Linked DNA regions of Homo sapiens: region 2 is linked to region 1. Evidence: read pairs that join two places in POLR2A ChIA-PET (ENCODE). Cell type or tissue: MCF 10A. All regions are shown on one strand. Links, peaks and the distances in the headings refer to the core of each region. The heading gives the core; the rest is flanking DNA.

Evidence for each region. Peaks named below come from ENCODE experiments on the same cell type or tissue, not always from the same donor. Only the 100,000 strongest peaks of a DNase experiment are listed, where the experiment ranks them.
Region 2: POLR2A ChIA-PET joins it to region 1 with 5 read pairs; 1 of 35 experiments calls an interaction of 5 or more read pairs at or near these places.

The regions. Positions count from the first base shown.
Region 1 is chr17:47,302,104-47,316,553 of GRCh38, reverse strand. It overlaps ITGB3 (integrin subunit beta 3), which reads right to left. Exons shown (of 15, transcript NM_000212.3): 13 at 13,714-13,833; 14 at 8,917-9,083; 15 at 2,811-6,415. The coding sequence ends at 6,350. EFCAB13-DT (EFCAB13 divergent transcript) reads left to right here. Exons shown (of 3, transcript NR_110880.1): 3 at 12,772-13,111. Among named protein-coding and RNA genes, the nearest start is that of EFCAB13-DT, 15 kb to the left of the region's middle. In MCF 10A, for the core only: no CTCF peak of the experiment used is centred there; DNase peaks (open chromatin) are centred at 9,403 and 10,913.
Region 2 is chr17:46,910,781-46,927,905 of GRCh38, reverse strand. It overlaps GOSR2 (golgi SNAP receptor complex member 2), which reads right to left and starts at 4,746. Exons shown (of 6, transcript NM_004287.5): 1 at 4,685-4,746. The coding sequence starts at 4,713. GOSR2-DT (GOSR2 divergent transcript) reads left to right here and starts at 5,035. Exons shown (of 3, transcript NR_186460.1): 1 at 5,035-5,095; 2 at 10,633-10,741; 3 at 11,075-11,149. It overlaps LINC01974 (long intergenic non-protein coding RNA 1974), which reads left to right and starts at 15,105. Exons shown (of 3, transcript NR_184096.1): 1 at 15,105-15,324; 2 at 16,320-16,462. LOC112268191 (a long non-coding RNA gene) reads right to left here and starts at 15,079. Exons shown (of 2, transcript XR_002958114.2): 1 at 14,951-15,079; 2 at 12,390-12,794. It also overlaps a transcript of LRRC37A2 not described here and the pseudogene RNU6ATAC3P. RefSeq lists an enhancer at 4,046-4,770. In MCF 10A, for the core only: no CTCF peak of the experiment used is centred there; a DNase peak (open chromatin) is centred at 4,875.

The sequences.
Region 1 (14,450 bases), core at 6,412-11,411:
AGGCAAAGTCCAGCACACACCCATCAACATTTTTTTCCAATTTCTTAACGAAGTATTTCCATTGGCCACCAAAGCGATATTTACACATCATCACTGTGATCTCTCCAAAGAATCAAGCCAATTCTGTATGAGTCACTGGAAAATCCAATTACTATACTAAAATGAAATCAATTGTGAAACGTTTTCCTTACAAGTTCTTATTGGGGACACTGCTAAAGAATAATTTAAAATGGACATTTTGTTTAAAGGCTCCTAAATTTTCTAAATGGTGCTTTCTGTGAGCAATCTTTGATGTGTCAGAAAATATACAGCTGATGAAAGTGTTTCCTTTATGCAAGGAGTTGGAGGGGCTTCATTATAACATTAGCAGCCTCAAGGAAGGCAGTCATGTTCCTGACCTCTTCATTTTCTTTTCACATACAAACCATTCTTAGGTAGCCACATTAAGTGGATTTTTAAATTTTTATGTAATGATATACTTAACCCTAATCACAAGCTTCTAAGACTGCCTCCTTGCATGTTTTAACCAAACTAAAACAAATTAGGAATATATACTTCCATAAATATATTGTATTATAAAACCAATTAGAAATGATTTTTAAATGGCTTATTTGCAGAGCATACGTTATGGTTCCATTATACTGTGAAAACTGAGTAATTCCCAGGCAATCTGCTTGTAATTGGTCCCAGTGGCCATTAGATGGCTCTGTTACTGTAGAGTTTGGACTACCGAAGCCAAGCGTTAAAGGATTACAAATGTGGCTTGACATATAGCTTTTCATCTCATTTTACATAAGATCCTCTATTTTCATCCAGACATTTAGTCAGCAGTTACCAAGACGTAAATAAAACATAGTGAATCTCACAAGATTTCACCATAAAAGGTCTCAGTCTATGTTCACGTAATCTCTTAATGATGTCATGTATTGTATTATGCTCAAAAAATGTACATTATGTTAGGAATTTAAGACTCAGGCCAGGCACCGTAGCTCACACTTGTAATTCCAGTACTTTAGGAGGTAAAGGTGGAAGGATTGCTTGAGCCCAGGAGTTTGAGACCAGCCGGGGCAATATAGTGAGACCTCATCTCTACAAAAAAATATGTATTTAATTAGCCGAGTATGGTGGCATGTGTCTGTAGTCCCAACGCTTTGGAAGGCCAAGGCAGGAGAATCCCTTGAGCTTGGGAGGTCAAGGCTGCAGTGGCCATGATGATGCCACTGCATTCTGGCAACAAAATGAGATCCCGTCTGAAAAAAAAAAAAAGGACTTAAAGACAAAGATTATGTTATCAGTGTTCTGTAAGGTACTTCAGTCCCACACTGTTGGTGTTCAATAAATTTTAAACAGCCTTTTGGCTGTAAAGTAAAAAATTCTAAGTATTATTCTAGCATCCTATAGGATGATAATGTTAATAATTAAGATTTTGATCCTATCTCCTGTGAATAAATTCTGTAAGAATATTTCCTTGCTTGTGTCTTAGTACACATAAAAAGTATCCTGTTAGTTTTTCCCCAGGATTCTATTCTTCCAGTTTTTCATGGGAATTTGTGGTCATGAGTGAAAGCAAGATACCCAAGATCATTTAACCTGGAAAATAGGTCAAAGTAGATTTTCATTTTGTGTGGGTGGATATTTCATCTTCTGAGTATGTCAGGCAAGGTTTGCTATTAACTGTATATAGTAACTAAGCTGCCTTACTATAAAGTTCTTTCTAGGCAAGAAGGCTAAATATGTGATTCCTTAAATCAGTTGTTCTTAAACTTGAGCATGAATTAGAATCACCAGGGAGGCTTCTTAAAACAGATCATGGGTCCCCACTCCCAGATTTTCTGATTCAGCAGCTGTGGGGTGGGGCCTGTCAATTTTCATTTCTAACAAGTTTCCAGCTGATATTGATGTTGCTGGTCTTGGGACCACACTTTGACACCCACTGCCTTAAATAAAATTTAGGCATTTAAATGGTCCTGTAAATAATTTGCCATTAAGCTATTATTTTATCCATTTATGCTTCCTACAAACAAAATCTAGGCTACACTGGCAGTCTGTTCTTTTGAGGTTGCACAAGTTCCTAAATAATACCCAATTAAAAAAAAAAAACCGCAAACTCTTAGAACAGTAATAACCTACTCATTTAAAAAATATTAAGTCTAAAGAGGGCCGGGCCTGGTGGCTCACACCTGTAATTCCAGCATTTTGGGAAGCCGAGGCCGGCGGATCAGTTGAGGTCAGGAGTTTGTGACCAGCCTGGCCAACATGGTGAAACCCTGTCTCTACTAAAAATACAAAAATTAGCCGGATGTGATGATGCACACCTGTAATCCCAGCTACTCAGGAGGCTGAGGCAGGAGAATTGCTTGAGCCCCGGAGGCAGATGTTGTAGTGAGCAGGGATCACACCACTGCACTCCAGCCTGGGCAACAGAGAGAGACTCCATCTCAAAAATAAATAAAAATACAAAAATTTGCCAGGTATGGTGGTGGGCGCCTGTAATCCCAGCCACTCGGGAGGCTGAGGCAGGAGAATCTCCTGAGCCCAGGAAGCAGAGGTTGCAATGAGCCGAGATCGCGCTCACTTCACTCCAGCCTGGGCAACAGAGCGAGACTCCATCTCAACAACAACAACAAAAAAATCTAAAGAGAAGCTCTGGATTCTGAAGCTAGCTTCAGTACCCATAGTAGTCATCATTCTGTTACATTTGGAAACATGCTTGTTCTAAAATAATCATTTCTGAGTCAATGACACCTATTCTTTTCATCCAAAGGAAACAGAAATAACAACACAGGAAGCACTGAGCAGCCTTAGGCCAATTCTTTTTGGAAAGTACATTTAATTTACTGTTGCACAAACCCAAACAGAGAAGGTGGTTAGGAAGTGAGGAAGGCACTTAAGAAATTTCAACCACAGCCGGGGGCAGTGGCTCACGCCTGTAATCCCAGCACTTTGGGAGGCCGAGGCGGGAGGATCACGAGGTCAGGAGATCGAGACCTTCCTGGCTAACACCGTGAAACCCCGTCTCTACTAAAAATACAAAAAGAAATTAGCCGGGCGTGGTGGCAGGTGCCTGTAATCCCAGCTACTCGGGAGGCTGAGGCAGGAGAATGGCGTGAACCCGGGAGGCGAAGCTTGCAGTGAGCAGAGATCGTGCCACTGCACTCCAGCCTGGGTGATAGAGCAAGACTCTGTCTCAAAAAAAAAAAAAAAAAGAAAAGAAATTTCAACCAGGAATACTTAACAAAGAAAAAGAGGCCTTTGGACCCCATTAAAATCATGGATGACTGGCCGGGCACAGTGCTTCACACTTGTAATCCCAGCACTGTGGGAGGCCGAGGAAGGTGGATCGCCTAAGGTCAGGAGTTCGAGACCAGCCTGGCCAACATGGTGAAACCCCGTCTCTACTAAAAATACAAAAATTAGCCGGGTGTGGTGGCGGGTGCCTGTAATCCCGGCTACTGGGGAGGCTGAGGCAGGAGAATGGCTTGAACCTGAGAGGCAGAGATTGCAGTGAACTGAGATCTTGCCATTGCATTCCAGCTTGGGCAACAAGAGTGAGGCTTTGTCTCAAATTAAAAAAAAAATCATGGATGACCTGGGAATCTCAGAGAAGTAAAGAACTGACTCCTAATATGGCAACTTGTCAGGAATATTCAAAGTTTTCCGTTATTGTCCACAGATCCTGAGACTGGACATAAATTTTCTCCAAAAGAGCTAGACACAATCCCTTTGTGCCGTGTTATCTGATGCCAGAACACTGTTTAGCTGTTCACCCCACAGGCCAAAACTGCTATTTGCTACCTCATGAATGCAGCTACAGGTTATCCCCACATATTGACAAATAATATTGGTCTTCAAGACCTGTGAACTTCATTCCAGTAGCTCAGACAAGATTCCTGATTTGATTCACCTGTTAAATACATTTTCTTCCCCCTTTGATACAGTTTCTTCATATAAAACATCTTATCTAAAGAAAATGTCCCATTAACACTCTCATGGACTCTGTCTTAGTAACTGAAGATTATAATCACAGGCGTGAGCCACCACACCTGTCTTAGTAGCTGAAGGTTATAATTACAGGCATGAGCTTCCACACCTGTTCCCTGCCACTATTTCTAAGGACTTCTTGGATCCATGACTATCCCTCCCCGCCCCCTATTTATCCCTCTACCATACTGCCATTCCCTACAGTAAGGAGTAATCCATGGGTGAGACAGGGCTCAGTCATTGCCCCATATCTAATTCCAAGGCTTATTCTCAATGTTAACACAATAATACAGAATAGATATTTCAGCTACTTATGGATTCCTCTTCCCTAATATGTGGATGCAAATGTGTGCAAAGTGAAGAAAGAAATAATAACTAAATGAAGCTTAAGTGCTACATCAGGAGAGACGTAACTATTAACAAATGTTGGAAAACGGGTTTGGAGAGAGGATAGAATGAGACTTTCATTGAGAAAGGTGATATGGAATGACATCTGCTCTTGCCAAAGCCAGGTCTCTCAGATCTCCCAACTAAAAACACAAACAGTATCAATATCCCAGAGAATCTTAACCGCACATTTGATGACACAGTAAGTCCCAGCATCTTAGAATGTTGATACTGAAAGAGACCTTCAAGACTGGCTGCTAAAATCCCATCATTTCTCAAACTAGAAAACAGCTTTAAGAAGAAGAAAGTGACTTGCCTTAATTAAAGATTATTTAGCTGTAACACTGAGGCCAGAGCTCCAGTTTTCTGCTCATGGAACAAATGTTGATAAGTCTTTCTTTTTTTCTTGGGCATTTGGGGGTGGCTTTTAATGTTGGATGTATGTCAACACCAATGGAGCCACTGCTTTTCTGGGACAAAAGAACAGTCCCTCTTCCTCAGGAAAGGTCCAATGTGTCCACACATCTATCCCCATAGCCTTCTATCATGAGAGAGCCCCTCACAGATCCAGCCACTGGCCAGTGACTTGCTGTGAATGATGCCAAGTGGGAGTGTCTGTACCCTGCCCAAGTCTGTGTGGTTTCCTATGCTCTCCTTCTTTGCCATCACATAAATTTACAAATATAATGCAAGCATGTTTATATACATGTTCTTTTAAGTTAAGAAAACCTCATCATGAGAAAAATAAAATAAAATTGCACTGTGGCCTCTCAGATTAAAGACTGAGTTAAAATGAGGTTGTCCAACCCATAGAAGAACAGGCCACACGTGCTGATACAACTGACCCATCATTCCATCCTGGCACTTATTCCCAGCCAACTCATGGGAATAATTCCTTCACAAGGCAGCCAAGAGGTAGAAGGTAAATACAATCAGCCCCATGGATGGATACAGCACACCAAGGCACAGGGCCAGGTATGTGGAGGTGCTATGGATGAGGGACAGGAGGCCGGAAGCATAGGGCCAGACCTCTGGCTCTACAATAGCACTCTCTCCCTTTGAGGAAAAGCATTTGGTCATGAGAGACATCCCCAGCTCATAGCAAATGTCTACAGCAGTGAGGGTGTGGAATTAGGAGGTAAAGAGATGGTGCTGGCCTAAGGGTGACACACTTCTTCTAAACAAACCTCCAGAGTAGAGCTGCCAATAAGGCAAATCTGAAGGGTTGTGATTATGAACTGGGAGATGCTGGTACATCCCCCAGGCCATGAATGACCCCTGAGTGGCCCAGACATCCTCACTCCCAACAGGTCAAAGAATTAGCTTGCAAGGACTTCCCTTGCGAGAGAACCATAGCTGGGTTGAGGGGATGGCAAAAGGCACAGGCAGCTCTAATAGTTCAGCTCTCCCTGACTCCTCCTTCGGCCTGAGGGAGGGGAAAGGAGGCAGAGGTACAGATGACCCGGGCTGCCAAGCCCAGCAGTTCCTACCATAGCTGCTGAGAGTCAGGCCTGAGAACCATAAATTTATGAACTCAGGGTAGAGCCAAGGCTTGGTGTCCCTTCCTCTGGAATGAGAGGCCTCAGCCCTGCCCTTCTCTTCAGGGACAATGGCCTGATGAGGAAAGCTGGCTTCTCACTGAGGTAATGAAGAACACCTGCTCAGCTCCATAGTCACCCTCAAGCTAAGCAGGAAGAATCCCTGCAGGAGGCATTCTGGGACAAAGGCTAAGGAGCTCAGCTTATCAGGACACATCACAATTTTAAATTACACACTCCCACACACAACACACACACATAAACACACAGACCCCCACATACACACACACAGACCCACACTTCCACATACTGACATTCTCCCAACCTACCCCACTCTGAGCCCCAAATCCCTCCCCACAAATACTGTCCTCTGTAAACATGATGGCAGGGACTCCTGCAATCGTGGCACAGGCTGATAATGATCTGAGGATGACTGCTTATCATTAAGTGCCCCGGTACGTGATATTGGTGAAGGTAGACGTGGCCTCTTTATACAGTGGGTTGTTGGCCTGTGGAGGAAACAGAATAGCATCTTACAGTGACTTCCTTAAGTCCTTCCCTACCCTGAATGTTTAAAATTCATCTCAGAAGTTTTCCCAAGGCACCGTTCTCTGGAATACATCATCAATGAAACAGAATAATGTTCATTTTGCTCACACTTTAGTTCTTGGCATGGGAATTGATAGGAAATAACAGGAGGAGATGAGGTAGAATGCCATCCTGCCACCGTTTCTTTTTTTTTTTTTTTTTTTCAGACAGGGTCTCATTTTGTTGCCCAGGCTGGAGTGCAGTGGCACAATCTCGGCTTACTGAAACCTCCACCTCCCCTGACTCAAGACATCCTCCCACCTCAGCCTCCCAAGTAGCTGGGACTACAGGCACACACCACCATGTCTGGCTAATTTTTGCATTTTTTTGTAGAGATGGGGTTTCTTCATGTTGCCCAGGCTGGTCTCAAACTCCTGAGCTCAAGCGATCCACCTGCCTCAGCCTCCCAAAGTGCTGGAATTACAGGCATGAGCCACCACACCTGTTCCCTGCCACTATTTCTAAGGAGCTATATTCAGCCTATCACTCTTCAGTGATTCCACAGCATTCGGGGATAGAACCTCTCCTATTTCACCCCTGTGTCCCCGTCTCTTTTGCCCTTCTCCTATTTTCCATTCCCTGTGACAGTGATAGGAGATGTGGACAAGGGACAGAAATGTATCAGGTGCAATTCAGAACACAGAGGAAAGCTTTTGCTCAAATAATTATTAATTTGTTTTCATCTAATCTGGCCAAGCACTAACCATGGCCAGGCATGGTGGTTTATGCCTATAATCCCAGCACTTTTAGGGGCCAAGGTAGGAAGATCACTTGAGCCCAGGAGTTCTAGACCAGCCTGGGTAACAGAGTGAGACCCTGTCTCTACAAGGGAAAAAAATACAAAAATTAGCTGGCTCGGTGATGTGTGCCTGTAGTCCTGGCTACTTGGGAGGGTGAGGTGGGAGGATCACTTGAGCCCAGGAGATGGAGGCTGCATTGAGCCATGATGGCACCACTGCACTCCAGCATGGGTGACAGAGCGAGACCCTGTCTCAAAAAAAGAAGGAAGGAGGGAAGGGAAGGGAAAGAAAAGGAGAGGAGGGGAGGAAGGGAAGGGGAGGGGAGGAAGCGTAAAAGGAAGGGGAGGGGAGGAGAGGGGAGGGGAGGGGAGGGAATGGGAGAGGAGGGGAGAGAAAGAGAAAGCACTATCCACAAACTGTCATGTTATCAGGAAAAAGTAAGACCCTCACTAGGTTTCCCAAACTATTTTCCAACAGAAAGTAACAAATCCTATAATGGTAGCTTCAAGAAACACATTCTTAGCCAGGCGCAGTGGCTCACGCCTGGAATCCTAGCACTTTGGGAGGCCGAGGCGGGTGATCACGAGGTCAGGAGTTCGAGACCAGCCTGGCCAACATGGTGAAACCCCGTCGCTACTAAAAATACAAAAAATAGCTGGGCACAGTGGCTGGCGCCTGTAATCCAGTTACTTGGGAGGCTGAGGCAGGAGAATCACTTGAACCTGAGAGGCCAAGGTTGCAGTGAGCCAAGATCGCTACACTCAAGCCTGGGTGACAGAGCAAGACTCTGTCTCCAAAAAAAAAGAGAAAGAAACACATTCCTGTGGGCCTCATAGGTACAGGATGTTCCACACTGTTCTAACAGAAACATCTCAGTTTCTTGGGACCCTTGAGTATAAAGCTCTGGGGTCAACATCAAATGGGAACAAACTTGCAGCCTAACTCTGGACATTTGGGGAGTCAAATAGCCATTTGGAGGGTCGAGGAAAAAAGTTGAAATGTGAAAGAAGAGCCAAAAGAGAATAGAGTAAGATTAAGTATATAGAAAGTTCTCAGTAAATGCTTATTTAATTGGAATAAATCAGGATAAAAGAGTAGAGTCTGATTTGGAAGTAACCTTTTATTTTATTTTATTATTATTATTATTATTATTATTATTTTTGAGACCGAGTCCTGCTCTGTCACCCAGAGCAGGGTGCAATCTCAGCTCACTACAACCTCTACCTACTGGGTTCAAGCAATCCTCCTGCTTCAGCCTCCCGAATAGCTGGGATTACAGGCATGCACCACCACACCCGGCTAATTTTTATATTATTAATAGAGACGGGGTTTCACCATGTTGCCCAGGCTGGTCTCGAACTCTTGAGCTCAAGTGATCTGCCCACCTTGGCCTCTCAAAGTGCTGGGATTACAGGCACGCGCCACCAGGCCCAGCCTGGAAGTAACCATTTATTTGAGGAGAAAGAAGAGAATGAGATGGAATGACATCCTGCCACTATTTCTAAGAGGCTGAAGGAAGCTGAAGGACAAGGGGATAGTGAGACCATCTCTCCCAGTTTCCAGAACAGAGGATAATGGAAAGACGATGGTACTGGCTGAACATGACCACCCAAAGCATCTGCTGCTTCCACTTAAGAGTCTCAGACCAATGACTTTAGAAAACGCCCAGCCCCGTCTCTTACTGTGTCCCATTTTGCTCTGGCGCGTTCTTCCTCAAATTTAGCGAATTCTTTTCGGTCGTGGATGGTGATGAGGAGTTTCCAGATGAGCAGGGCGGCAAGGCCAATGAGCAGAATGGCCCCCATCACTGAGAGCAGGACCACCAGGATGTCAGGGCCCTTGGGACACTCTGTGAGGAAGAAGCACAGAGCAGGGCGGTTGTGAATGAAGCAGGAGTCACTTGAACTGGCTATGAAAAAGGTGTTCTTGACAAAGTAACTAAGGTCCTTGAAGGAAATAGGACAGTTTTCAAAAATTAATTTTTTTAAGGAGACAATCATTAGGACAGCAATAATCTGCACTGAGTGGCTCAAATCAGAAGTCTAGACCTGGTAACCCCTAGACAGAACCCAGCCACACCTTTGTGTGGGGGTTCACCCAAGTGTTTATTTTAAAAATTAAACACAAAGAAGAGAACACCAGACACTGGGACCTACTTGAGGGTGGAGACGGGGAGGAGGTGGGGATCGAAAAACTACCTATGAGTCACTATGCTTATTACCTGGGTGATGAAATAATAGGTACACCAGACCCCCATGACTCACAGTTTATCTACGGAACAAACCCACACATGTACCCCTAAAGCAAAAATAAAAGTTTTTTAAAAAATTAAAAATAAAAAGCCGAGTGTGGTGGCTCACACCTGTAATCCCAGCACTTTGGGAGGCCAAGGTGGGCAGAGCACCTGAGGTCAGGAGTTTGAGACCAGCCTGGCCAACATGGTGAAACCCCATCTCTACTAAAACTACAAAAATTAGCCTAGCATGGTGGCGAGCACCTGTAATCCCAGCTACTTGGGAGGCTGAAGCACAGAATCACTTGAACCTGGGAGGTAGAGGTTGCAGTGAACCGAGATCACACCATTACACTCCAGCCTGGGTAACAGAGCAAAACTCCATCTCAAAATAAATAAATAAATAAATAAATGAATAAGAAATAAAAAATTGACTTTATTGGCAATATTGAATAATCAGGAGATTCTCCCCCTAAAATTTCATATTAGTCTCTTTAAAAAGAAAATCCAGGCCAGGCCCAGTGGCTCATGCCTATAATGCCAGCACTTGGGAGGCCGAGGCAGGAGGACAGCTTGAGTCCAGAAGTTCAAGACCAGCCTGGGCAACATAGTGAGGCTCTGCCTCTACAAAATTGTCTTTTTTAATTAGCCAGGCATTGTGGCATATGCCTGTAGTCCCAGCTACTCAGGATGCTGAGGTGGGAGGATCGTTTGAGCCTGGGAGGTCAAGGTCATAGTGAGCCATGATCGTGCCACTGCTCTCCAGCCTGGATGACAGAGGGAGAGACTATCTCAAAAGAAAGAAAGAGAGAAATACAGAAAGAGAGAGATTCTTATATTCCTGCAGAGCAGCAGTTAGCTAGAGCTGAGGAGGAGCTGCTCCTTTTAGTTGGAACTCATGTTTTCTAGTTTACCAGAATCCCCACCACTCTCCCTTCTCTCTCCTAGAGGAAGGCAGTGTGACTTGTTGGTGTGTCTGCGCTCCTGTGGATGTTACAGCCAGACTCCCTGGGTTTGAATCCTGACTTATCACTTAACTTTTATACATGATCTTTGGAAAATTACTTAACCTTTCTGAATGTCTGTTTCCTGTTTCTCCATCTTTAAAATGAAGATAGTAATAGCACTGACTTTAAAAGAAACTTGTTATGAGGAATGATTAAATTAAATATATCTTAAAAACTCAGAACAATGCCTGGCACAGAGTAAGTGCTCAGTAAATATCAGCTACCGTTGTAACGGATCTTCTTACACCCAGCTGTTTTCACTAACTTATTTGCTTCCTTAGCCACTGTAAGTATTTGTGTCTGTTATCCTGGTTCAGATATTTACATTCCTGAGGGCTGTGAACCTAATGACATTTTTTGCATTCTTAGAGACCAGGACCTGCCAGCCAAGACAATATTTTGGGTTCTTTCCCAAAATACTTAGTCATCTAAAATCATAACCCTATTGAAAGCTGCCTTCCTGTTCAACCCCAGTCAACAACTAAAACAGAGGCATGTCACCCCTCTGGGGGTCAGGCTGAGTATACTCTGCAGAGCTCTGCTTCCCACAAATGTCAGGTATCTAATAGGTGATCTTATTCCAGTAACCTCAAGTGTTATGAAACCAGGTGTTTATATATGAGGGTGCTAATGAGCCTGGAGAGGAAGTCACACCCACTTTCCACACTGTCTCCCACCTTCTTCGCCAAACATATACCCAATGCTCACCACACACACCACAAAAACAACCACCACCATAACTCAAGCTGGCTATCTCCCAACCCGCCAAATTACAACCTGTCTATAATTAAATGAGTGCCTGGAGAGAGGCTGTGAGGTTCCAGTGTTCAAGTTCCCAAGAGTGAAGGGCCCCAGTTCTGGGAAAAACAATTATGGATTCTCTGGAAGATTTGGGTAGGGCTGACCCTCAATTATCAAAGTAAAATCTCTTTAATTCTGCACATTAGTATGGGCAGGGCAGGTAGGGTGCCAGGAGGTCTTTAGGGGAAAACAATCTGTTAACCATGTGTCCTGAAAGGAGTTTGGGGTGGGTTTCCTGGAAGCAGAAGGCAAGATCAGGTGACCTCTGGAGGGCCCTTCCAGCCACAGCGGTGGACCAATGGCAAATGACCCAAGGTCAGAGAAGTCTGGGTAGGGTTGGCAGATTCAGCAAACAAAAACACAGGATGCTTGGCCAGGTGCAGTGGCTCACACCTGGAATCCCAGCACTTCAGGAGGCCAAGGCAGCCAGATCACTTGAAGTCAGGAGTTCAAGACCAGCCTGGCCAACATGGTGAAACCCTGTCTCTACTAAAAATACAAAAGTTAGTCAGGTGTGGTGGTGGGCGCCTGTAATCCCAGCTACTCAGGAGGCTGAGGCAGGAGAATTGCTTGAACCTGGGAGGCAGAGATTGCAGTGAGCCAAGATCACGCCGCTGTACTCCACCCTGGGCAACAGAGCAAGACTCTGTCTCAAAACAAAAACAAAAACAAAAACAAAAACAAAACAAAAAAAGCAGGAAGCCAAGACAAATCTGAATTTCAGATAAATGATTATTTTTTACTATCATTGTGTACCAAATACTGCATGGGACCTAGTGTATTTTATTTGGTAACCCCATCTGGGAGTGATAAGAGCCCAGCTCAAGAGCCCATTCCATGTGGTTAAATTCCATTTGGCCAATGCCAAAACTTTTGGCAGTGTTGTCTTTACTGCCCTATAGTGGCTTAGCCCTTCAAAGAGAGCATCTGCAAGAGCATGAGTTGGGGAAGAGAAAGAGAATCATCTCCCCCACTGTCTGAGGCCCCAGCTGCAACATTCTACTCAAAGCCAGGAAATGATTGGAGCTGGGAGATGAGCAGGGAGGCGGAGCCTAGAATTCCAGAGCAACAACATAGGAAATGTTGGCCCTGTGTGTTGGCTCACACCTGTAATCCCAACACTTTGCGGGGGGCTGAGGCGGGGGGATCACTTGAGTCCCAGAGTTTTGAGACTAGCCAGGGCAACATAGTGAGACTTCATCTCTACAAAAAAATAAAAATTAAAAAGTAGCCAGGTGTGGTAGTGTACGCCTGTAGTCCCAGGGAGGCTGGGATGGGAGGATTGTGTGAGCCGAAGAGGTTGAGACTGCAGTGAGCCAAGGTCGCACCACTGCACCCCAACCTGGGCAACAAAATGAGACCCTATCTCAAAAAAAAAGATAGGAAACGTGGGTCTATGGATCTGGGGTCTGTTCTCCTAATGTGGGGGAAGGGGTCTACTGGCAGTGAATACTCAAAAATGTTTTCTAATAATTCATCTTAACCTGTTGTTTAAGGAGAACAAAGGCCATGAAGGTGTTAAAGGGAAGCAAGCGATCGACAGCATTGGTTGGTGACAAACCTGTGGCTGGTCTGTGTATGATGGGATGGATTCCTCCTGCTCCCAGAAGGCACTGTACTTTCAGTGTTCAGGGCAGCCTTGCCTTAGTGCCTCAAACCTATCCCTACATCCTGCAGTAAACTTGGAAAGGTAACACCTCTAACCATCAGGCCTTCCTCTGAAGCACAGTCAAGTTGCTCTTGGCAACCATCTCAATTTTAATAGTGCAGATGCCATGTGCTGTAAAGTCCTAAAATTTAAATTCTTTATTTCTTGACATCATTGCCTCAAAAAAATGCGTGATATATTTTGTCCATTAATGAGATCCATATCTATCTTCTTCTCCTTACCTGCTTTCTGATTTTCCTGTCTCCTCAATTAACAAGTCACTTTCTTGATAATATTTGTATTTATAAATGCCCTTCACCCAGATGACGGTCCCTAACTTATCGTTTTTTTTTGTTGTTGTTGTTGTTTGTTTGTTTTTTTGAGACAGAGTCTCACTCTGTTGCCCAAGCTGGAGTGCAGTGGCGCGATCTCAGCTCACTGCAACCTGTGCCTCCCGGGTTCAAGTGAGTCTCCTGCCTCAGCCTCCCAAGGAGCTGGAATTACAGGCATGCACCACCATGCCCGGCTAATGTTTTTGTATTTTTAGTAGAGACAGGGTTTCACCATGTTGGCCAGGCTGGTATTGAACTCCTGACCCCAGACGATCCACCCACCATGGCCTTCCAAACTGCTGGGATTACAGGTGTTAACCACCACACCTGGCCCCTAACTTATCACTTGCAGGCTTAACCTGTTTTGCTTAACAGCTTCGATGAGTAGAGATTCCTGCCTAACATGGTTCTCCCTCTCCCTCCTGGGGCAGGGCCGGGAGCCGTCAGGGTTCACTCACCTGGCTCTTCTACCACATACAGGATGGACTTTCCACTAGAATCTTCATAGTACTGGAATCTGACGACACAGTCATCCTCATTCTTATAGGTACAATTCACTGCATCCTTGCCAGTGTCCTCTGGGAGTAGGGAAAATGGAGGAATAAAAAGTGAGACAACTACTGGAAGATGGGACCACTCCAAACCCCTATCACAGGACTTCCAGGGAAGTATGTGACAGGAAACCCTGTGCCTCATGTGCACGATGCCTAGATTCAAGGTGGCTGTTGTGTCTGGCAGTTGCCACTCACTGACACTCACTGATGTATTTTGTACTGCATAGGCCCTTTTTGGTTCCTAATCCTTCCTCTGAAAGGGACATGATATAACAGTATTACACAATTTAATTCAAATCCTGGCTTCACTACCTACCCGTTGTGTGATCTTGGGTAAGTTACCTGACCTCATCAAGTCTTTCTTCATCTATAAAAAGAAAATGATACCCCCACCTCACAAGGTCGGTGAACTAAACAGCATAAAGTGAACAGTGCCTAACATATAGTAGGTGTACTCTTCCCTCTCTTTCCTTTCTCTGCTTGCTTAGTGATTCTTAATAGTTTGCTTATGCAGCTGTTCTATTTCTTCCATTTCTGTTTCTGATCCAGTATACCTCCCCAGAGCTATCCTCTCTTCTCTGACTCCCACCGTGTTTTGTAGACTTCATCTCTTCTAATTCTAAAGTTTGTTATTCTGCAAA
Region 2 (17,125 bases), core at 3,798-8,797, 390 kb after region 1:
CAGAAAAATCTGAAAGTTGGTAATATGATCAACACGAACAGTGACATAATAAAAAGGGGGGAGGTAAAGAATAGCCAAGACCACTCTGAAGAAGGAGGGGGAGGAATGACTTGTCCCACCTGCCATTATGACTTACAAAGCAGTAACAATGGAAACAATATGGCGGCAGTGCAGGTGCAGACAGACAAGGAAAGGCAAACCCTACAGCTGGCCCAAGAGGAAAGAAACAGCCTAGACACAGCCCCACGTTATTTGGGAGCTTTTGAAAGAAGGGACTACAATAAATGCCAACAGCTCCGGTTTGTTACCCGTACAGAAAAAGGCCACCTCAGGTAACACATAAAAATAAACTCAAGCTCACTTAAAACCCAAATGGAAAAAGCAGAGCAGCTTTCAAACTTTCTGAAGAAAATACAGGTGTGCATAAATGACCTCGGGTTACAGAAGATTTCTTAAATAAGACAAAATCCAAAAACTACCCACCCCCACAAAACCCACAAACCACAAAGAAAAAGATGGATACATCTGACAACATGAAAACAAAAAACTTCTGTACACCAAAGCCACAAAATAAACAAATGAATGGCACAGACTGGAGGGTATCTGCAGCAGATAACAAAGGATTGACGTGCAGAAAATATATAAAGAATTGTTACAAATCAATACAAAAAGTCAAACAAGGCATTTTTTTTAAATGAAAAAAGGGCAAATGACAGAAAAGAAAACCCAAATGGTCAATCAATATACAAAATGACACTCAACTAGGAAAACACAAATGAAAAGCAATGAGATCACATTTCTTCAGCCCATCAAACTGACAAATATTTTAAAGTTTGGGGACATATGCATTAATAAGGAAACAGGGAAACTAGAACTCTCATACCCAGCTGGTAGGATTATAAATTGGTAAAACACTTTAAATGCTTTCTGACAATAACTAGTAGAATAAAGCATGTGTCCATGCTATGACCCAGCAGTTTGAGGAATGTGTCCTAGAGAGGTTCTGGCATACCCTGAGGAGATGTACATGGCAGGACGTTCATCAAAGCACTTTTGTACAGGCCCATAATCCACTGACTTTTCCCATCAAATCTCTATTTGCTTTGAACCAATCAGAGACAATGTGGCCAATAATACAATTCCAGCGGCTACATTTCATGCTAAGAAAACATAAATATGAAACAACAAAGCAAGTATGAATGGCAAGGTGGGAACTACTAATATGCCAAGTGCAAAATCTGTCTCAAACTGAACTGGGAATTCTAACACAACATAACACACTGGAAGTCCATAAGAAACAGGTGATACACAAGCATGACTTGGGAGCGTGGACATGAGGAAAAAGAAGTCTTAGCCCTCTCTAGCATGGGGTCCATGGTGGGCTTGGGTGATAATATAACAAAGCAGAGAAATAGTAGCAAATAAGCCAGGGTCATTGTAGCCGTCTTTAAAAAAGGTTTACAGAAGATCTAGGAAGAATTTTTTAATGGAAGTGCTTTTTAAAAGTTCATGAAACTACTCACCGCCCCCCACCACCCCATAACATCCACTTTGCATCCAGGCTGCCTCTGACCATGATGAACATGAAAACGCTGTGTAACCTACACAGCATCATGTAAGTTTGTTGTTAACTTTACTTAAAAGTAGTGGCAACAATCTGGTCATTTTCATTTCACTCACTTTGCCTTTACATTTCGCTCATTAAAGGGCAAAATCTATAAAGGAAAAACATGGTCTTGAGATAAGGTAATAGTTCTTAAGCTCCGCTGTTCAGGAAAAAAAATGGTCTTGAGATAAGGTAACAGTTCTTAAGCCTACCTGCTCATCAAAACCACCTAGGGAGCTTGTTAAATGTAGTGCTTCTTGTGTCCTGGACATACGATAAGGTCCAGGACAGGAGACTGATCTTGGACTACATAGGGGACAAATGTGGTCACCTTTACAACCATTGGGATCTCAAAAATAGAAGCCTGGCTATTAGCTCCTCTATAAAGTTCATCTAAATTAAACATTTAAGTGTAAAATGTTTATTGTTTTCATTCATTCATTATTTTCATTCATTCATTGTTCAGGTAGGTTCAGGAGTTTTCAAGTAACTTTAATATGTCAATCTAATTCCAATGTACTCAATGTATTCAGTGACACGGCAAGAGATAATCACAAACTGGGTTCAAAGTTCCAGTAAAATTAATAAGTTCAGCTACTGTTGTGTCAACTCAGCTACAATCACTAATTTCTGCAGTTGCGAAAGTTCATTGCTGGTGCTCACTGGACTCCACGTGTTTCTTGTGAAAGTCATTCAGTCATCAGTTCTGTTATCATGGAACTGAAAGGAGCCTTACAGTTTAACCAGCCCAAATTATAATATCATTCTACAGATGAGGAAAAATAAAGTAAGGAGGTCTAGAACCAGAACTCCCACTCCTGGTTCAGCACTGGAGAGGAAAGATAGACAAGATACTGCAGCATAAAAGAAGGTAAACTCCTCGAGGGCAGGGCTGTGCTGCCAGCACTGAGAATGGTGCACAGCACATAGTAGGTGCTCAATAAATATTCAATGAATTAATGAGTGTCGGGGTAGCAGAGGGCCTAATAGTTGTGGGGCAAAGCTGGCCCACTGCTTGTTTTGATAAATAAAATTGTACTGGAACACAGGTACATCAATTAGTTTACATATTGTCTATGGCTGTTTTCCCAATATAACAGCAGAGTAGTAACTACAGAGACCGTATAGCCCACAGAGCCTAAAATATTTACTATCTGGCCCTTAATAGAAAAAACTGGCAAGCTGCTAGAGTCCAAGGGTGCATTGTTGGAGGCCTACAGAGCATCTACACTCCACACACCTTGTTTGGGGTACCATTTAGAATTCCTCTTCTGAGCCATGCAGTTTTCTCTGTGATTAGCTGCACTGAAAACAGGTAGTCTAAGACTCTCTAAATAAAGTTATTCTTGAATATAAAATGGGTCATGGCCTTCTTGGCAACATCCTTTAACTAAATTAACTAGATAAGACCATACATAACAGATTAACTTCAAGGCACTACTATGCCCATTGTGCCCTGCTATTGTGAAAGATAGGCCCTTTCTTAGTAACATGAACATAATTTCGTTTCATTCTTTCTCTAAATTACTCACAGACTAGTTTTAAGTCCCTTCCTATAACGTTTATGTGAGAATAGGGCTCCCCAGTGTAAAAGAAAATTCTGTCATTACAAAGTAGGTTCTGTATTTTCGCCTGTCCAAATGAAACACCTCATCGCCAAAATAAAAGAAACCCATAAACTTAGAAAATGAAAGAGAAAGAGGATCATCACCCTCTTATTCCTCATGCTTCAGGGCATTTCATTTCCAGGCCTTGGGAGTGTGATTTTAAGTGTTTTAATCAACAAAACTACAGCATAAGTTTGAAAGTTCTCAATAGGATAGGTATATACCTCAAAAAATTGAGAAGAGAAACTAAAACAGATACTTCTACACCAGAGTTCATAGCAGTATTATTCTCAACAGCCCAATGGTGGAAACAACTCAAGTGTCCATCAACAGATGAATGGATAACAAAATGTGGTAGACACATAAAACGGAATATTATTCCGTCATAAAACAGAATGAAATTCTGGTAACAGGCTACAATATAGATGAACCCTGAAAACATTAAGTGAAATAAGCCAGATACAAAAGGACAAATTCTGTATGACTCCACTTATATTAAGTATCTAGAATAGGTAAACTCATAGAGAGAAGTAAAACAGAGGTTACTAGGTGTTCTGGAAGGAAGAAATGAAGTGCTACTGATTAACAGGCACACTGGGATGATGAAAAAGTTCTGGAAATGGATCGTAGTGATGTAAGTTGTGAATGTACTCAATGTCACTGAATTGTACACTTAAAAATTGTTAAAACAGTAAATCTTATGTTGTGTATATTTTACAATAAAAAATAAAAATCATAAAATTCCGTCCCTCCAAAACAGGGTAAAAATCATAATTCTGCCCCCCGCCCCCAAAAATAGGGTAAGTATGGCCCCATTAATACTCAACTACGTATCTCAGCAATTCCGAAAGTGCAGGACGATGCGAATAAAGGACACTACCAAGGAATTTAAGTTATGAGAAACTAAATTACAATTTGATTTTCTTAGCGATAACCTGTAACCAGATACGATTAACAAGTAATAATAGTGAATGCTACGTGGACAGCAATTTCTTTGTACCATAAAAATGTGGTCTTTAGTATAAATCGAATAAGAATACAAATACTTTCCCGTACGTGCCCTGACTCTCCAATTAAACAGTACACTCCTACGGCCAGGGGCCGTGTCTCCTACTCCGTGTCTCCTCTCGAGGTCTACCAACCAGGAGCACCGAGTTGACAAGTGCTGGACAAAGTTTTATAACCTGCAGGTGCCAGTTTCCCGTCACCCAGTCTACCCAGCAGGTAGTCACGAACTTGCAGACCCCAGGAGTCATCTGCCCCACGTCTCCAGGCCCCAGCCTGAACCCACTGTCTGTGGCTGACCTGGGAGTCCCGCCAAGGATTAAGCACTTCGGAGGCATCCCCAGCAGTGCCCTGGCGGAAAAACTCGGCCTCTACCCTGGCTGACGTCCGAGGCCTCAGCCCCAGAAGCCAGGCTCACCTGGCCTCGCCTCGTCTAGCCCCTGCCCGCTCCCCGACCGGCCCTCACTTGTGCGTTTGCTGGAACAGGGGATCCATGTCGCCGGCCCCGCAGGCCACGGCTCCGGCTCTGGCTTCCTCGGAACACGTCCTCACAGCCCCCCTTCCGGTTTCCGGCTTCCGGTCGCAGGACCCTCCCTCCCCTGCCGGCCAGGGCTGCCCGCACGCGCGCCTTACTAGCAGTGGTTGCGAGATCGGAGAAGGGGAAGGAGAAATGAGGCCGGCGACGGAAGGATAAGTGTAGTCACAGGCTCGGCTTCACGTGAAGGGCAAGGCGGTGTACATGTTCGCTGAAGGCTAGCCTCAGGATTCAGTCAGGCGTTAGGAAGGACAATCGCGGGATACTAACGAGAGGTCCTCAGAGCAAAGTTGAAGGCGAGCCGCTATCATCTGCTGTTCTCTGCCGCAGAGAGGACTGGAGGTTCTTGCTTGGCTTCACTTTAAACCATTTAATCGGGGGTCTGGAGATTTCGCTCTTCACTGTTTTTCCTGGCGCAAGCTTTTCCTGTTTCGCATTTGTCTACTCACTCTCCCGCCTATCTACCCCCCATTCCTATTTATCCATCCAGTAAACCTACATTGAATGAGTGGTTATTATGTGTCATGTGTAAAGTAGGGAAAACCGGGTTCCTCCTGCCCTCAAAGAGGTTCTGGTCTGGGAAAGGAAATAAGATATGTATACTCTCAAAAGACAAAATTACAAGAAATGTAGTTATAGATTTTTTTTCTTTATTTTATTATTTTTTATTATTATACTTTAAGTTCTAGGGTACATGTGCACAACGTGCAGGGTTGTTACATATGTATACATGTGCCATGTTGGTGTGCTGCACCCATTAACTCGTCATTTACATTAGGTATATCTCCTAATGCTATCCCTTCCCCCTCTCCCCACCCCACAACAGGCCCCGAAGTGTGATGTCCCCCTTCCTGTGTCCAAGTGTTCTCATCGTTCAGTTCCCACCTATGAGTGAGAACATGTAATGTTTGTTTTTTTGTCCTTGCGATAGTTTGCTGAGAATGTTGGTTTCCAGCTTCATCCGTGTCCCTACAAAGGACATGAACTCATCATTTTTTATGGCTGCATAGTATTCCATGGTGTATATATGCCACATTTTCTTAATCCAGTCTGTCATTGTTGGACATTTGGGTTGGTTCCAGGTCTTTGCTATTGTGAATAGTGCTGCAATAAACATACATGTAAATGTGTCTTTATAGCAGCATGATTTATAATCCTTTGGGTATATACCCAGTAATGGGATGGCTGGGTCAAATGGTATTTCTAGTTCTAGATCCCTGAGAAATCTCCACACTGTCTTCCACAATGGTTGAACCAGTTAACAGTCCCACCAACAGTGTAAAAGTGTTCTTATTTCTCCACATCCTCTCCAGCAGCTGTTGTTTCCTGACTTTTTAATGGTCGCCATTCTAACTGGTGTGAGATGGTATCTCATTGTGGTTTTGATTTGCATTTCTCTGATGGCCAGTGATGATGAGCATTTTTTCATGTGTCTGTTGGCTGCATAAATGTCTTCTTTTGAGAAGTGTCTGTTCATATCCTTCGCCCACTTGTTGATGGGGTTGTTTGTTTTTTTCTTGTAAATTTGTTTGAGTTCATTGTAGATTCTGGATATTAGCTCTTTGTCAGATGAGTAGATTGCAAAAATTTTCTCCCATTCTGTAGGTTGCCTGTTCACTCTGATGGTAGTTTCTTTTGCTGTGCAGAAGCTCTTTAGTTTAATTAGATCCCATTTGTCAATTTTGGCTTTCGTTGTCATTGCTTTTGGTGTTTTAGACATGAAGTCCTTGCCCATGCCTATGTCCTGAATGGTATTGCCTAGGTTTTCTTCTAGGGTTTTTATGGTTTTAGGTCTAACATGTAAGTCTTTAATCCATCTTGAATTGATTTTTGTATAAGGTGTAAGGAAGGGATCCAGTTTCAGCTTTCTACATATGGCTAGCTAGTTTTCCCAGCACCATTTCAAAAACGATGGTTAGATCCCACGAAGTAGGTGGTAATGCCTTAACCGTATGCGTGTTGTCAGGCCCAAGGGCCTCTTCCATCCTTGTCAAAGGGAGTGCTAACCTTCTCTCCTTTAATACAACACAGTTACAGATCTTAACTGGCTATTTGCGATTCTAGCACCAGGCAACACCTTATTCTATAAAATAGAATGAGTATTCTGATGAGCTGAGCAGAGGAGATTATCTTTATAGACAGAAAAGGGCTGAAAAAAAAAAGCAGAAACAAAGAACAAGTTTCAAAGTTATTTTACTTGTATTGGTTAAGGCAGAAGGGACTTCCTTTATCATGGGGATATGGCTATTTTCCCTCTCTTCTGATTTCTCCTAAGGTCAGATGAGCAGCTTAATTTTGGCTTTGTGGCTTGGAACTTTAGCATGAGTGACTCTATTTTGGTTTGGCCTGTTGCGCCTAGTGCAGGAGCTCAGTCCAAACCAATGGCTTTCTATGAATTTTATTTATCAAGACAAACATTCTAGAAGGTAGAAAATCCAAAGAGATTGAGCTGAGCTGGGGGTCGTCTCTAGGAGGAGATTTAGGAGAGACTTAATGAAGGGGTGGCATTTGAGCTGGGACTGGGTTTGGACACTTCTCTGTCTCCACATAGGCTATCCCGTTTCCATCCTCCAAGCTTATCTACTATTCCTCCCAAGGCAGGAGACATTCTTTTCTTGGACAAGTTGATACTTCTCTTTTCCTGGATCCTGGATCCCACCCAGTTTTGTGTCCCAAGAGACTGTCCACCCATGTACATTCTTTTCCTAAAATTATTTTTTTCACTTTTTCTATAATTGAGCATCTACAATGTACCATGCACAGATACTGGAGATAGGAACACAAGCAAGACACAGCCCTAAAACCTCCCATATCTCTCATGGTCTGTTGGGAGAACTAATCATACCCTCAAGCTACATTATTAAGTAGAATACATGCTACAATTGATACAAAGTACCATTTCCGTGGGAAGGGCAAGAACGGTTCATGGACAAAATAGCATATGAATAAGACCTTCAAGAATCAATAGAATTTTAACAGTGTCTTGTATATACTAACCACTCTGAAAATGTTTATTGTGTCTGCCTGGTAGAGATGAAGAGGAGGGCATTTGAGGCTGAGGGAATAGCTTGAGCAAAGGCAAACAGAAGGAAAGAACATGAATCTCCTCTGGCTGGATTCAGGGTGTTTGGGGCAATAATAGTAGTCGAAGAAAGGTTAGAACGAGATCATAGGAATTTTTTTTTCTTTCTTTCTTTCTTTTTTTTGAGATGGAGTCTCGCTCTGTTGCTCAGGCTGGAATGCAATGGTGCAATCTTGGTTCACTGCAACCTCCGCCTCCTGGGTTCAAGCAATTCTCCTGCCTCAGCCTCCCGAGTAGCTAGGATTACAGGCACCCACCACCACGCCCAGCTAATTTTTGTATTTTTAGTAGAGACAGGGTTTCACCATGTTGGTCAGGCTGGTCTCGAACTCCCGACCTCAGATGATCCACCCGCTTTGGCCTCCAAAGTGCTGGGGTTACAGGCGTGAGCCACTGCGCCTGGCCAGGAAATCTTAAATGTCAGATTGGGTTTTTCTTTATAGATTTTTATTCTGCGGGTAGTTGGAAGCTATCAGAAAAATCTATCAGAGGATAGTAATGTAAAAAATTTCTCAAATAATTTTCATGCCTATGTCTTGTTTTCCTTTGGGTCTCATGGCATCCCTGGGAGGTGGATAAGGCAGATAAGGAAATTGAAGTCCAGAAGATCTCCCTTCTGCCTCTCAGTCTCTTAAGTCTTTATACGTATTTAGGCCTTCCTCTAAATAGAAGAAAATGCCACTCTCCAGCTTACTGCATTTTTAACTTATATCCCATTTTTTCTTTTTCTTGTATGGCTAAACCACTTGGATAATTGATATATACTGCTGATATTCTCTTGGCATGACTTACCCTCCAGCCTCTCCTTCATTTTACTAGAACGTTTTCTAGGCTCACCAGAGTCCACTTGACTTAGTCCATTGGTCTCCTTCCATAAATCATCCTACATTATAGATTCATTGAGCTGATAACTGTGTGTCAAGCACAATGCAAGGGCTGATATACAAAGATGAGTAAGACACCACCTTACCATAGAAGCTCTTTAATATACTGGGAGGTAAACATCTATACAGATAATTAGAATCCTATGTGGTGAGTGTGGGGTACAGTAATTGGGAACTGTGGGATGACAAGGAGGGAACACTTAGCCCAGTTTGGTGACTCAAGAGAGATTCAAAGAGGAGATGATACCTAAACTGAATCTTGGAAGATAAGGCCAGTGGGGAAAACATCCCAGGAAGAGGAAACAGCGTACACAAAAGCAAAGATATATGATGTGCAGGGGAAACTACAAGCAGTTTGAAGTTACTAGAACATAATGCACAAAAAGACAAAGGACAAGGCCAGAAAGGTAGCTTGTGGCCAAGTCAGTCTAAGGAGCTTGGACTTCATTCTGTAGGAGGGAGGGAGCTGCAGTCCAATGACCCTTGTGGTTCAGGGGGAGCTATTTCATTAGTACTTCATTGGTGAGTAGTGCTCTGGGAAATTGTATGTGTGTGTGTGTGTGTGTGTGTGTGTGTGTGTGTGTGTGTGTCTGCCTGCTATATCTCTATCAGGTTGGTGCAAAAATAATTGTGGTTTTGCAATTACTTTTAATGGCAAACCATAATTACTTTTGCACCAACCTAATACCTACATACCTACCTATTTATCTATCACGTTGACAGGACTGTATCTAGGTTTTGTGGAGCCCCAAGCAAATGTTTTTGTGGGCCCAGTCTGTATATGCAATTTGATTAAAAACTGTGTTATAGGCCGGGGGCGGCGGTTCACGCCTGTAATCCCAGCACTTAGTGAGGCCAAGGTGGGCGGATCACGAGGTCAAGAGATCAAGACCTTCCTGGCCAACATGGTGAAACCTCTTCTCTACTAAAAATACAAAAACTAGCTGGGCATGGTGGCACGTGCCTGTAGTCCCAGCTACTCGGGAGGCTGAGGCAGGAGAATTGCTTGAACCCGGGAGGCGGAGGTTGCGGTGAGCTGAGATCGCGCCGCTGCACTCTAGCCTGGGCGACAGAGCGAGATTCCGTATCAAAAAACAAACAAACAAACAAAACTGTGTTATAAAATTCATGGACTCGTGAAGAATAGTGATTTAACAACAAAGATTTAGAATAATTAGTAGAGAAAAGTACTTAGATATTTGTTTATTGTCTAATAAGTGCATGTGAATATTCTTTACAGTGTTCAGGCACCATCGCTTTCTGTCTGGGTCCAGGAACTATCTCTTTATGTTATTGTCAAATGTGCTATTTCTCACTAGTTTCTGGCTACATGAGAAAAGGGGAACAACATTGTTATTCAAATACCATGACTCTTCAGAACCTGTTTGTATTGGCCTATGTAGCTTTCTTTGCCCCTCCAGTTCCTAATGCTATTTATTTAAAGCTGGTACTGCAGAGAGTCCCCACTAGGGCAACGCCAAGCGGAAATGTGGGATTGGAGCCACCACATAGTCTGCAGTAGGGCAGTGCCTAGTGAAGCAGCGGGAATGGAGCCATCTCCAAGACCACAAAACTGTAGTCCTACCAGTATGCAACTCCAGCCTGGGAACTGTAGGCAGGAGACTCAATCCATCAGAGCTGCTGCATGGACCGAGCCTAGAAAGGCTGTAGAGGTGGGACTGCCCAAAGCTTTGGGGAACCAGCCTCCCAGCATGTCCAGGAGTGGGACATGAATCAGAGATTATTCTCTAGCTTTAAGACTTAATGTTGTTTTCCCTGTTGGGTTTTGGACTTACTTGGGACCAGTTACCCTTCTTTTCTTGCCTAGTTCTCACTTTTGGAATGGGAATGTCTATCCTATGCCTGTACCACCATTGTAGTTTGGAAAAAGATAACTTGTTTTGATTTCACAGGCTCACAGCTGGAGGAATTTGCCTTGGGATGAATCATGCCTTGAGTCTCACCTATATCTGATTTAGATGAGACTTTGGACTTCAGGCTTTTGAGTTGATGCTGGATTGAGTTAAGACTTTTGGGACTATTGGGATGGAATGAATACATTTTGCAAGTGAGAAGGACATAAATTTGGCTGGGGGGCAGGGGGAGAATTTTATGCTTTGAATGTGTCCCCCCCAAATTCATATGTTGGAAACTTGGCTGCCATTGTGGCAGTACTGAAAGGTGGGGCCTTTGGGAGGCAATTGGGTCACAAGGACAGAGCCTTCATGAATGGATTGATGTTGTTACTACAGGAGTGGACTCCTGATAAAAGGATAAGTTTGGCTGCCATTGTCTGTCTGTTTCATGTACTAACTTCTGCCTTTCACTTTTCCATCATGGGATGAACTTCACCAGATGACGGTGCCATGCTCTTGGACTTACCAACCTCCAGAACTGTGAGCTGAATAAACGTCTTTTCTTTAAACATTACCCAGTGTGTGGTATTCTATTATGGCAGCAGAAAATAGACTAAGACAGCTGGTTGTGTTGATAATGCCATTTATTTAATGCTGGTTACATCATTACTCATGATGCTGCACAATTCTTCACTCTACGTACAAATACTGGCTTCATAACTCAAAGTTTGTTCCTGTGCTTCTTTAGTGATGACACCAATGGCAAGTTTTGCTTAGAGTATGCAGAAAAATGTGAATAAAATTTCGCCGATCAGAGTTTTATATGTATGTTTACAACAATATATCATCCAACCACATCTTCTCTTGAGTTCTTTAGGCCTTAATCACTGAATTCCTAGAAGGTGATTTCTTTCAGTGTTGACTGCACCCCTGCCTTCCACACACTGAAATCAGTTGTCAGGGGAGGGAGTGGATAGGCTCAGGGCCCATGGGTGGAGCAAGAAGAGAAGTTCCATTCATGTAAGGAACATCTGGCCCTCACCTGGAACAGCTTAAAACCAACCCAGTATCTCATGAGATCACTATATTGATCAGAGGCAAGAGAGGACATTGATTGTAAAAGCTGGTTGGCCTTACAGCATAATGGTCTTGAATGGAGAAGATAGGCGTGGCCACTTCTGGAGGATTGCCTGACATGTGTTGCAAAGCCTTGGAGAGGGGTGAACACCTTGTACCAGCTGGAGGTGGGGTACCCCAGCAGTCAGGTTAAAGGATGCATCCACTCTCATTATTGTGTCATGTCAGAGGTGGCACTGTGGTCATAAATGTGGTGAGAGCCAGGGCATTGACCCACACAGGTGGCTCAACCTCAAGGGTTGGTGGTGAACTGTTAGTAGCCCAGAGTTCTGAACTCATATATCCAATGTGAATCACCCCAAATTAGCCAATCAGTACCATTCTAGTGGCCCAGTATTGTTCAATGCCATAAAATAAATACTGTGCTGGTCAGCAGAAGCAATCTACTTGTCAGGTTGCCCTGGACAACCCCATAGGCATGAGCCCTGAACCGCCTCAGGGCATTTGGCCAACCACACAGATCAAGAGGTGGGTCACAGAGTACTCTGAAGAGAAACCAACTGGGATGATCCCAGCCACTGAAGAGAACTTAGAATATTTCAAGAAGAGCACTCAAAAGTGTGGGGTCCCCTGAGAATCTGGCCTGGGGCCTGAGCTAGGGACCCTGCTTGCCTAGGTCTTAGGGCAAATTGTGTAATAAAATAGAGATGATCTCATATTCTTTGCTACTGCTACCATTGAGAGGTGGAGTCTAGTTTTATTCCCTCTAAACCTGCGCTGGTCTTAATGACTTCCTGGACCAACAGAATATGAAAGAAGTGAAATTCTGGGATTTTCAAGGCCAGGTTATAAGAAGCCCTGCAGCTTCCACTCAGCTTCTTGCAGCACTTACTCTGGGAGCCCCAGCCATCATGGAAGAAGCCCAGCAACCTGAGGCCACCATGCTGGAAAGGCCACGTGTAGGGGCTCCCGTTACCATTCCCAGCTGAGTCCAGTCTTCCAGCCATTCCCACCAAGGCATCATACATGTGGGCAAAGCCATATCGTACCCTCTGTGTCTATCTGTCAGCTGAATCCTACTGTGTGACCTCTGTAGACTCCATCTGAAATAGAATTGCCCAGCTGAGCCTCTGGTTGAATTCCTGTCCCACAAAATCAAGAGATATAGTAAAATGGATGAATTTTAAGCCACTGACTTTTGGGCTAGTTTGTTATGCAGCAATAGATAACCAACCTCAAAGAGTTTCTCATGTAGTTGGGATGAGAGGGTACAGGGCTTATGAAAATATAACAGTGCAAGACAGTGTACGAGTGTGTAATGAGTAGTAAGGACAATTAAGTTCTATCAGAATGCAGGAAAGAAAGATCCCTTTGAATTATTATGACAAAGGAAGACTTTCTAGAGTAGATGTGATTTCAGCTGGACCTTGAACTACAAGGATGTATGGAAAGGCAGGCACAGGGCATTCCTGGCAGGCAGTGAGATAAAGTTGGAATGGGTATAGGTAGACCCAGGAGGCAATCTGTGTGGTTTCTCTTGGCTAAGGCAAAGAGTTTCTTTTCTTTCCTTTTTCTTTTCCTTTTTTTTTTTTTTTTTTTTTTTGAGGTGGAGTCTCGCTCTGCCCCACAGGCTGGAGTACAGTGGCATGATCTAAGCTCACTGCAACCTCCGCCTTCCGGGTTCAAGAGATTTTCCTGCCTCAGCCTCCCGAGTAGCTGGGACTACAGGCATGCACCACTACGCCTGGCTAATTTTTTTGTATTTTTAGTAGAGACAGGGTTGCACCATGTTGGTCAGGCTGGTCTCGAACTCCTGACCTCAGGTGATCCACTTGCCTCGGCCTCCCAAAGTGCCGGGATTACAGGCGTGAGCCACTGCGCCCAGCCGAAATAGGATAATTCTATTATCCCTTCTCTTAAACTATTAGTGGCCCCCCTACTCTCCTGGCCTGGTCACTCCCCTTCCCAGCGCACTTTCGGATTATTTTTCCTCCTGGCCGCCCCGCTATTGTGTCCCACCTGTGCCAATGCTCACATGCCACCTTGCACCGTTGGGGCCAGCTGTGACTATGTCCCACTTCCCTTACTAAAATATGAGAGTGCATCGAGATGCCCACATCATTCTTCAGCCACCCCCTGCACTTTCAATCATCCTTTTCAAAGTTCCCCAAAAGATCTTTCTAAAACACAGAGTAGGCTGGGTGCGGTGGCTCACACCTGTAATCCCAGCACTTTGGGAGGCCGAGGCAAGCGGATCACCCAAAGTCAGGAGTTTGCGACCAGTCTAGCCAACATGGTGAAACCCATCTCTACTAAAAATACAAAAATTAGCCGGGCATGGTGGCACATGTCTGTAGTCCCAACTACTCGGGAGGCTGAGGCAGGAGAATCACTTGAACCCAAGAGGCAGAGGCTGCAGTGAGCCGAGATCGTGCCACTGCACTCCAGCATGGGCGACAGAGTGAGACTCTGTCAAAATAAATAAAAATAAAAAAGTAAAAAATGAAACACAGTTGGTGCCTTGCCATGCTAAGCCTTTTGATGGCACCCTGGTGTCTAGAGAACACAGTAATATCCTCATCGTGGCAGACAGAGCCCTCGGTACTGGCCTCATCCTGGTCATTTCCGCCATCCTAACTAGAATAATTGCAGCTCTCCTCACAAGGTCTTTGTGTCTTCTGGCCTTTGTATGCACTGTTCCCTGTGCTTCAAACACCCTTCCCTCTGTCTCAGGCCTAAGCTATTACTGTTCATTCTTCAAGTCCCATTCTGAATTCACCTTCCTTGGGGCATGGCCCCAACCTCTAGGCTGGGCTAGAACCCCTTCCCCATGCTTCCTTAGCACTGGTGCTCCCTCTCAGCACTCGTCACAGGGGTCCCAGTTGTCCATTCACTAGCCCGAGGGTGGAAGATGTGTCTTACATCCCTGCATTTCCTGGTATCCAGCTCAGTGCCCGGTGTGAGGTAGGTGCTTGTGAAACTTCTGTTGCCTGGAAATGGACTCCGTTTCATTAACTTATTCGCCTAAGTATCCTACCTGCTTGGCATTTCAGAAATCTAGAATTATTTGGAAGTCGGCTTTTAGGCGATTAAAAACTGCCCTTAGCGGTGGAGCCATTCTTGCTGGAAGAGCCGTCACCTGGAATCAGTGCAAAGTGCCAAATACAGTGCCTCCCCTTTAGGCACTGGGACAGCCGTGGCTCGTTCTGTGCTCCCATCCGCCTCATGGGAGGCAGGACAGGCATCACCATGCCAGTTTTCTAGACAAGGACACTAAACTTCAGAGAAATTAACTCACCTGCCTAAGCTGGCCAAGCTTGTTGGTGGCAGAAGGGAACTAGGACCAGGCTGCTGTCATAAACCACCCTCCAGGTAGCTGCTGGATCATCTGGCCTTTGTGACCCAAAGAGGGCCGAGTCACACAGATAAACAGGACACCTCTGATGGCTTCCACTCTGGACAGCAACAATGACCCCAGTCACTCCCACCCCAAAGCCAGGGAAACATCATCTTGTCACCTCTGGATTTCTCCTCACCCCCTTGGGTTAAAGCTGAGCAGACAGGGTGGCACTTCTGAATTCAGAGGCTGCAATGAGCTGAGAAAAACAAGCATCTGTGGCCCCCTCCAGGACCCACCAAGTAGAGGGGATGTTGCCCCGGGTGCTGCAGGAGGTGGGAAGGGGACTCCAAGGAAGTTGTCCTCCCTAGAGAGTCCATCAGCAAATTGTCTCATGTAGCCATAACAGCCAGGAGCAAGGCAGGGAAGGAGGGTTTTGTCTAAGGAAAACCAGTGTATTGTAAACAGGATAAAAGGGGCTGGAAAGCCCCACTTATCACTGACTAATATGTCCCCAGGTCATCGGGGAGCTGGACCCCTACCAGCAGCCCTGAGGAGGGAAAGAATTCCCGATTAACCCCATCACCTGTGAGCTGGGCCAGGGCAAAGGTCTGGCTTTTTCTCTTGCTAAATGATTCCCATGGTCATTAGGCATTCGCAGGGCTCAGCAGCATTTCTAGGAAGCCCTCCCAGACTAGAGAAATGCCTTCTGCACCCGCTGCTCTTTGGGGCCATACGGAGCAGGGAGTAGGTGTGCACATCCTTGGGACAGCAGGAGAGGAGGTGTGAGGAAGGCAGAGGTGGCATGAGGCTAGGGGAAGCTGCAGGGGGAGGATGGTGGTCTTCTGGTCAATCGTGGGTGTGGAACAGACTTGTGTGTCACATCAAGCGATGGGGGTTGGCCTAGTGTAGACTTGAGGGGCTGGCTGAGAGATTGGTCACTCTGGGCTCTCACTAATAATGATCTCATTCATTCCTTACGAGCTCCTCATATCCAGGTATCTTAATTTATATTTATTTATTTTATTTATTTTGAGACGGAGTCTCATTCTGTCACCCAGGCTAGAGTGCAGTGGCGTGATCTCGGCTTACTGCAACCTCTGCCTACCAGTTCAAGCGATTCTCCTGCCTCAGCCTCCTGAGTAGCTGGGACTACAGGCGTGTGCCACCATGCCCGGCTAATTTTTATATTTTTAAGTTGAGACGGGGTTTTACCATGTTGGCCAGACTGGTCTTGAACCCCTGACCTCAGGTGATCCACCCACCTTGGCCTCCCAAAGTGCTGAGATTACAGGCGTGAGCCACAGTGCCCAGCTATCTTAATTTGCAGATGAGAAACAACACTGAGACTCAGCCGGGTTACGTAAAACATCCAAAGCTATGCAGCAGGCTGATGGCCAGCTGAGACCTAAATTTAGGCCTCACTGACTCCTACCTTGGGCATGTAAGCACCAGTTGGATCAGATACACCAGGTCAGTATTGAAGTGTGAAGAGTTCTGAGGGATGCTTGGATCATCTGAGTTCTACTCTCCTCTCAATGTACTTCACCCCTCTGGGGAGCCTTCTTTGGTTATCTCTGTCTCCTTTTGGGACCCCATTTTCCTGGACCATTAAGATGTGGGATAGTAGAAAGAGTTCAGTATTTTTAGACACAAAGCCTGAGTCTGATTCTCCAAGCTGGTCCCTTTGGACACATCAATTAATTCCTCTGAAACTCATTTTCTTTATCTTTAATAAGGAAGCAATACTACCCATTCTATGTACTTCACTGAGTTGAAAGAGAATTAAATGAGAAGGGGCATGAAAGGGCTTTCCATTTTGAGTGTTATTGTCACAGTGATTGTCACAGGTGCTCCTGGCCATTTCCCTCTGCACCCACCTTCCTCTCCAAGCATCCTGCCTTCACATTCACCTGCCTTGGCACCGCCATATGCATGTCATGCTCCTGCTCAGGAACCATCAGTGGCTCCCTGCTCCTGCTTCCTTAGCTTGGAATCGTGCCTTCCCCAGACCAACCCACCTCTACCTCCCAAAGTTGGAGCCTCTGCTTCCCTGCACTGCATGAGCTGACCGTGGGCTCAAGTCATGGATCCTATGCTGGGTGCTCTAATACACTGTGTGTTTTCACACCTGTG